Regions from separate parts of the Homo sapiens genome. Here region 1 is linked to region 2. The links are chromatin contacts, found by Hi-C in ENCODE. All regions are on one chromosome and are shown on one strand. The core of a region is the stretch at or near the end of the contact, and the rest is flanking DNA. Distances in the headings are between cores, read along the strand shown.

Region 1 (2,700 bases), core at 160-2,659, 3.6 Mb before region 2:
CCATTGATTGACTGATTGATTGATTCATTCAATTTCTCGTTTTTGTTTTTTTGCTTGTTGAGAATTCTAACATTAATTGGACATTGTCCCTGACCTTTTGGGTTTCTATTTAGGATTTGTTTTTATCACTTAATAACCAACAATGATGACATTTTATCGAATGTCTAGTATATTTGTTCCAAGTATCATTTCAATTACACTTAAAACAAAGCAGTGATGTCAGTTATACTATTTTTCCCATTTGAGGAGTCATTTAAAAGAGGTTTTGAGGCTTTCCAATGGCCCCCAGTTGGAAAGTGGCAGTACTGGATGCAATTCAAGAGCCCAGTCTTCAGGATCCTGCCTTTTTACCTACCTGGACGCTGTAACTGGTCTCTGTGGAATGGCTGGATGAGGGAATGAATGAATGAGTCAGTGAAGGAATGAGGAAGACAGAATGAGTCAGCTCGTGCTTTCAGAGGAGCCCAAAGGGAGAGGTTAAGATAGGAATGCAAATGACCAGAATCCAGAGTAAACGCGAGCCCACCAGCGTTTTGGAAGCAGTCCACTTTCTACCCCCTCCTATTTAAAATGCTTCATTCTTTCCAGTTCCTCCCCACCTAGAATCCATGGAACCAAACGCTGGGGTAGGGACAGTGGCCAGCCTGTCTCCTTGGGTTTGACGCATTACATCATCCACGTGGAGGTCCCCTGTGGAGCTCTGCAGCCCTGCAGCCTCAGGGGCAGGGGGGTGGGGAGAATGAGGAAGGGGGAGAGGGGGAATAGGAGGAGGGAGTAGGGGACAGGGAGGGAGGAGATGCCAGGAGGGTAAGTGGAGAAGAGGGAGGCGAAGCCGGGGGCAGCAGGGGAGGGGGTCAAGGAGGAGGAAAGAGGAGAGCTTGGGGAGAAGGAAATAGGGAGGATGGAGAAGTTTTGGGCTGGGATAGGCAAGAAGAGGGAGGAGGAGAGAGGAAGAAGAATAAAGGGGGAAGGGAGAAAGAGGGGGAGGGAAGGGAGGGGGAAGAGGTCAGGGAAGTGGGGGAAGCAAGCAGTGGGGGAAGAAGAGGAAGGAGGAGGGAGAGGAGGAAGGCGGGGTGGGAAAGGGGGTTGGGGTAGTGGGAGTTTCCAGGGAGGGGTCGGGAGGGGAGGAGGGGAAGTGAGAAGGAGAAGGAGAGAGAAGAGGGATGTTGGGGGAGAAGAGAGCGGGAGGGAGGAGGGAGAGTGAGAGGGAGGAGGCAAAGCCCCTACTCCAGCCCCCACCGCGGAGTTGCGCAAGCCTTCCGGTCTGGGATTGGCCGCCAGAGAATCAAGACGCTCCGCCCCCGCAGCCCGACGGCCAATGAAGAGGCGGGCCGCCGCCTGGGCGGCCAATGGGCGCGGGGGGGCGGGGCGGGCCACGGCCTGGGGTCCCCGCGCGCTCTCCGTCCGCAGTGGAAGCCGCCGCCGCGCTCGCAGCTTGCAGGCGCCGCGTAGCCGTCGCCACCGCCGCCAGCCCGTGCGCCCTCGGCGCGTACCCGCCGCGCTCCCATCCCCGCCGCCGGCCAGGGGCGCGCTCGGCCGCCCCGGACAGTGTCCCGCTGCGGCTCCGCGGCGATGGCCACCAAGATCGACAAAGAGGCTTGCCGGGCGGCGTACAACCTGGTGCGCGACGACGGCTCGGCCGTCATCTGGTAGGAACTTTTCATTCGTCTCCACGCCCCGCTCCCCGGGCTCGCGCGGGGCCTCGTGCACCGAGCCGGCCTCCAGGCGGGACGGATTCGGGCCTCCCGCGCTGTCTTCCTCGCCTTATTCCGGGACGGCGTGCCAGGCCCCCGCGGGCTTCTCCGTGGCCAGCGCGTCTGTTAGATTGTCCTCTGCAAGCGCCGCGTCGCGCGGCCACCAGCGCTGATGTGTGTGTGTGTTTTTTTCTTCTCCCAACCCAAAGGGTGACTTTTAAATATGACGGCTCCACCATCGTCCCCGGCGAGCAGGGAGCGGAGTACCAGCACTTCATCCAGCAGTGCACAGGTAGGGAGGCGCGCCTGCCGGGCGGATGCGCGGTCGTTGGGAGGTTGTCTGCACCCGGGGAGCCCCGGCCAGAGCGAACCCGGGAGGAACCGGTGGCCACATGGGGTGCCCCTGGCGCATGGCGTGGGAGGAACCCGGTGTGAGCGTTTTAAGGCCTCATAAAACCTTCTCCCCTCTGGACATCCGAAGCAACAGAAGTGACCCACCTGCCTCCGCCATCCTACAATGCCTTCTCCAGGCGGGGCAGCTCTTTTGCCCCCTGCGGTCCACTGGTTTTCTAAGGTCAACTCCTGTGTTTCCAAACTCCAGTGTCCATCCAGCTCTTCCCACTGTCCCCTTTGATCAGTCACTGAGCCCAAATACGAACAGGCTAGGGGGCTGCTTGGAAGGGAAAGAAACTCAGCCGCGCCCTCCTTTCTCCCGCTATCATTGTCTGCCCGTGTGCTGATTTTATGTGATTTTTAATTTGACGAGTAGAATCAGATGCAAAAGAGTACACACCATATGATTCCATTTAGAAATCCTAGACAAGGCGAAACTAATCTATGGTGTGAATGTCAGAATCGAGATTAGCTTTTGGGGCTAGATAGCCACTGATGGGGAGGGGCACACCACCCGGACTGCTGGGAGCTGAAAATGTCTCTGTAGACATTTGTTGATCTGGGAGGGGGTTATGCAGGTGTGTACCCGCGTGAAAAATCATCAGACTGTATA
Region 2 (2,892 bases), core at 152-2,651:
CTTGAGATTTAGCATCTTTTAAAAAGTACGTCAGATGATTTATTCCGGGTAAAGTTTGCAGAACGCCAGTCTAAAGAAATTTGGTAGAGCGCCCTCAGTCTCACCAATTAAGACGGAAATCCCTTTAGTAAACGTTTACCCCGTGACCATTTTTAAACTTTCCTTTTTTTGTTGTTTCGGAGACACAGTCTCGCTTTGTCGCCCAGGGTGCAGTGCAGTGGCGCGATCTCGGGTCACTGCAACCTCCGCCTCCCGGGTTCATGCGCTTCTCCTGCCTCAGCCTCCCAAATAGCTGGGATTACAGGCACCCGATACCACGTCCGGTTAATTTTTGTATTTTTAGTAGAGACGGGGTTTCACCATGTTGGCCAGGCTGGTCTCGAACTCCTGACCTAAGGTGATCCGCCCACGTCGGTCTCCCAAAGTGTTGGGATTACAGGCGTAAACTACCGCGCCTGGCCCCATTTTAAAACTTTCTTTATACTTCCTAGCGTTTTAGTGTCTGACATACAGTAGATGCTCAAGATCTGTGGAACGCATGATCAAAAAGATCCATTTTAAGTAACGTTCCCGTAGCCACACACCTCTGCTGCGCTCCAACAGGCAATGCGAGGAGCAACGCAAGAGGGTACAGGGACAAAAAACGACGGAAGCCGAGGTGACAGAAAAGCAAAACCCCAACTCTGGGAAAGGAAGCAACCCCAGGATCGTAGAGCGGAGCCCCTGGTCACATGACCACACGGCCCTCCCCTGACGCAGTCGCGAGCCTACGAAAGGCTCCACCCGCCCCACCGCGGGCGAGGTGACGTCACAGCCGGCACAGCGCCACCGCCCCCTCACCTCGGCCCGAACCGTAGTTCCTCGCCCCGAGCCCGAGACCCAGCGCCAATCCTGCGCCTCACAACGTGCGACAATTGCGAAAAAGCCACCCCCGAGGCCTGGGATCTGGCTTCCTCAAGGCCCCACACCCTCCGGGGCCCGATCCAGTGCCGCCCGGGGCTCTCTTACCGGCCCACATCTCCTGCAGTCTCACTCCTCAAGAGCTGTTCCCGCTCGCCGCGCCTTCAAAGCCACCAATTGCAGTTCCCGCCGCCTCCAAGCTCCGCCCACCGGAGCACAAGCATCAGGCTGTGTCTTGGGCACAGGGGACTGCACGGGGGAGCGACTGAAGCGAAGGTCGCCGAGCCCCCCACGCCGCTCTTCTTAGAAGTGTGCAACCTTGCACCAGTAGTGGACTTACACATAGGCTCCGTTAGGACCTGGCTTATGTGCTCGGCTTGTGGCTTAGACGCTGCCGTGCCCCAGTGGACTCACTGTGCCTCCCCCCACGACGGACGGAAATGGGCCCCTCCAGGACAGGCGGCGCATGCGCCTTGGGGCCCGCGGGCGGCGGGGGCGAGGAGCCGGGAGCACGGTGGAGCGGTGGAGGGCGTCACTGGGTTTCGGCGTCTGGCAAGCGGTTCAGCTGTCTGCTCCCTAGCAGCCGGCCTTCGGGTCGGGCGTCTCCGCCGGCTACTGCCGCTTCAGTTCTCCCGGTGTGGCCACGAGTCGGGTGAGTCTCGGGAGTCCAGGCCGTTCCGAACGCGTTCCGTTGTTCCTCCTCAGGTCCCTGATGGCGCGTCCCGCCGAGCCCCTTCCTGCCGCCCGTCGGCCCCAGGAGGTGGGGACCAGGAAGACCCGGCTGCCGCAGGCCCACAGCCGGGCTGCTGCGCTGGGGAGGCTGCGAGCGAGGTGGCTGGGCGCTCGCTGGAACACGCTGGTGGCCGAGACAGGCCGTGGGCGTCGCTCGGGGTTGGGATCCGCCCGCCACTCACTCAACTGGCTGGTGACCTTGGGCGCGCTCCTCCCCTCCCGGAGCCGGGGCTTCCTCGCCGGTAAAATGGACCTTGAGGAATGGAGCCCTCAACACAGGGTTTGACACGATGAGCGCCCAATAAAGTGTTGTTATTGTTGTTTATCTAGCAATTGAGAATTTGCGGGTAGAAAACGGGGGCCGTTCAAGCAAGTCTCAGCTGCAGTGCCCTGTGATGTGAGAACCCACCAAGAGCCCCATCAGTACACTTTACTCTTTTTTCTCCTTTAATGCTTTTTTTTTCCAGGAAAGTAATACATTCATCTTGCTTTTCTTGCGTTTAAAGATCAGGCGTTTTACGTAGAGTCTTAAGTAAATCAGTTTTGGAAGTCTTCATTTAAAACCTCAAAGGCATGGAAGTTTTCGATGGCAAAGGAATTATGTTGTGATGCCATTCGTATCTCCTCTCCTTTATATGTATGGCTTTTGCACTTGTTTAGTTGATTTAAAATGAGTTTCTTTTTCATCCTTTTCCTACTGCGTTGAGGCCTGAACTAGTTGTCAGTTTCTGACATTCCGCGAACATCGATTGGGCATTTACCATGTGCATTGGCAAGAATGCTCCCTCACGAGCCTGTGCGTTCCTTGAGATGTGTGAACGAGTATTTTCCTCTGAAATTCACATGATTCTGGCAGAGTGCTAGGCACCTTGTAAGTCCTGGTAATGTTTATTCAGGGAAAGCTGCGAGGGCGCATTCTCTGAGAAACTCTTCGGTGGAAGTCAGAGTAGTTAAGCCCTTCTCCCTAGGCAGCACCCCCGGGTCCCTCCCAGAAGCAGCCTGGCATGGGGTCTACAGTGCCAGCGCCAGTCGCTTTCTTAGTGGTATCGGTTTAGAACTGGTCCTGTGATAAGTGGAAGTGGGCAGGGGAGGCCGTCCCCGACCGTGTCTGCGACCTCTGCTGCAGTATGGCTCATAGCTTGAAAAGTTGAAAAATAATTCTTTAATACCAGGGCCGAAATGTAGGCCTTAAAAATGTTTTATGTTATTTATTTATATATATATATATTTAAATTTTATTTTGAGACGGCGTCTTGTTTT

The links. Hi-C counts contacts between places; a loop is a spot of excess contacts on that map. Pooled maps may share reads with other maps.
Region 1: a pooled map shows a loop between it and region 2 (13-fold over the local background). The contact joins the promoter of COTL1 here to the promoter of CMC2 in region 2. A Hi-C loop is called at or near these places in 2 of 37 single-sample maps with no recorded cell type and 7 of 50 pooled maps.

Annotation. Positions count from the first base shown.
Region 1 is chr16:84,616,787-84,619,486 of GRCh38, reverse strand. It overlaps COTL1 (coactosin like F-actin binding protein 1), which reads left to right and starts at 1,409. Exons shown (of 4, transcript NM_021149.5): 1 at 1,409-1,649; 2 at 1,904-1,986. The coding sequence starts at 1,573. RefSeq lists silencers at 1,151-1,510, 1,531-1,580.
Region 2 is chr16:81,005,394-81,008,285 of GRCh38, reverse strand. It overlaps CMC2 (C-X9-C motif containing 2), which reads left to right and starts at 1,401. Exons shown (of 4, transcript NM_020188.5): 1 at 1,401-1,552. CENPN (centromere protein N) reads right to left here and starts at 1,072. Exons shown (of 11, transcript NM_001100624.3): 1 at 1,009-1,072. RefSeq lists enhancers at 564-703, 1,014-1,123 and a silencer at 1,294-1,663.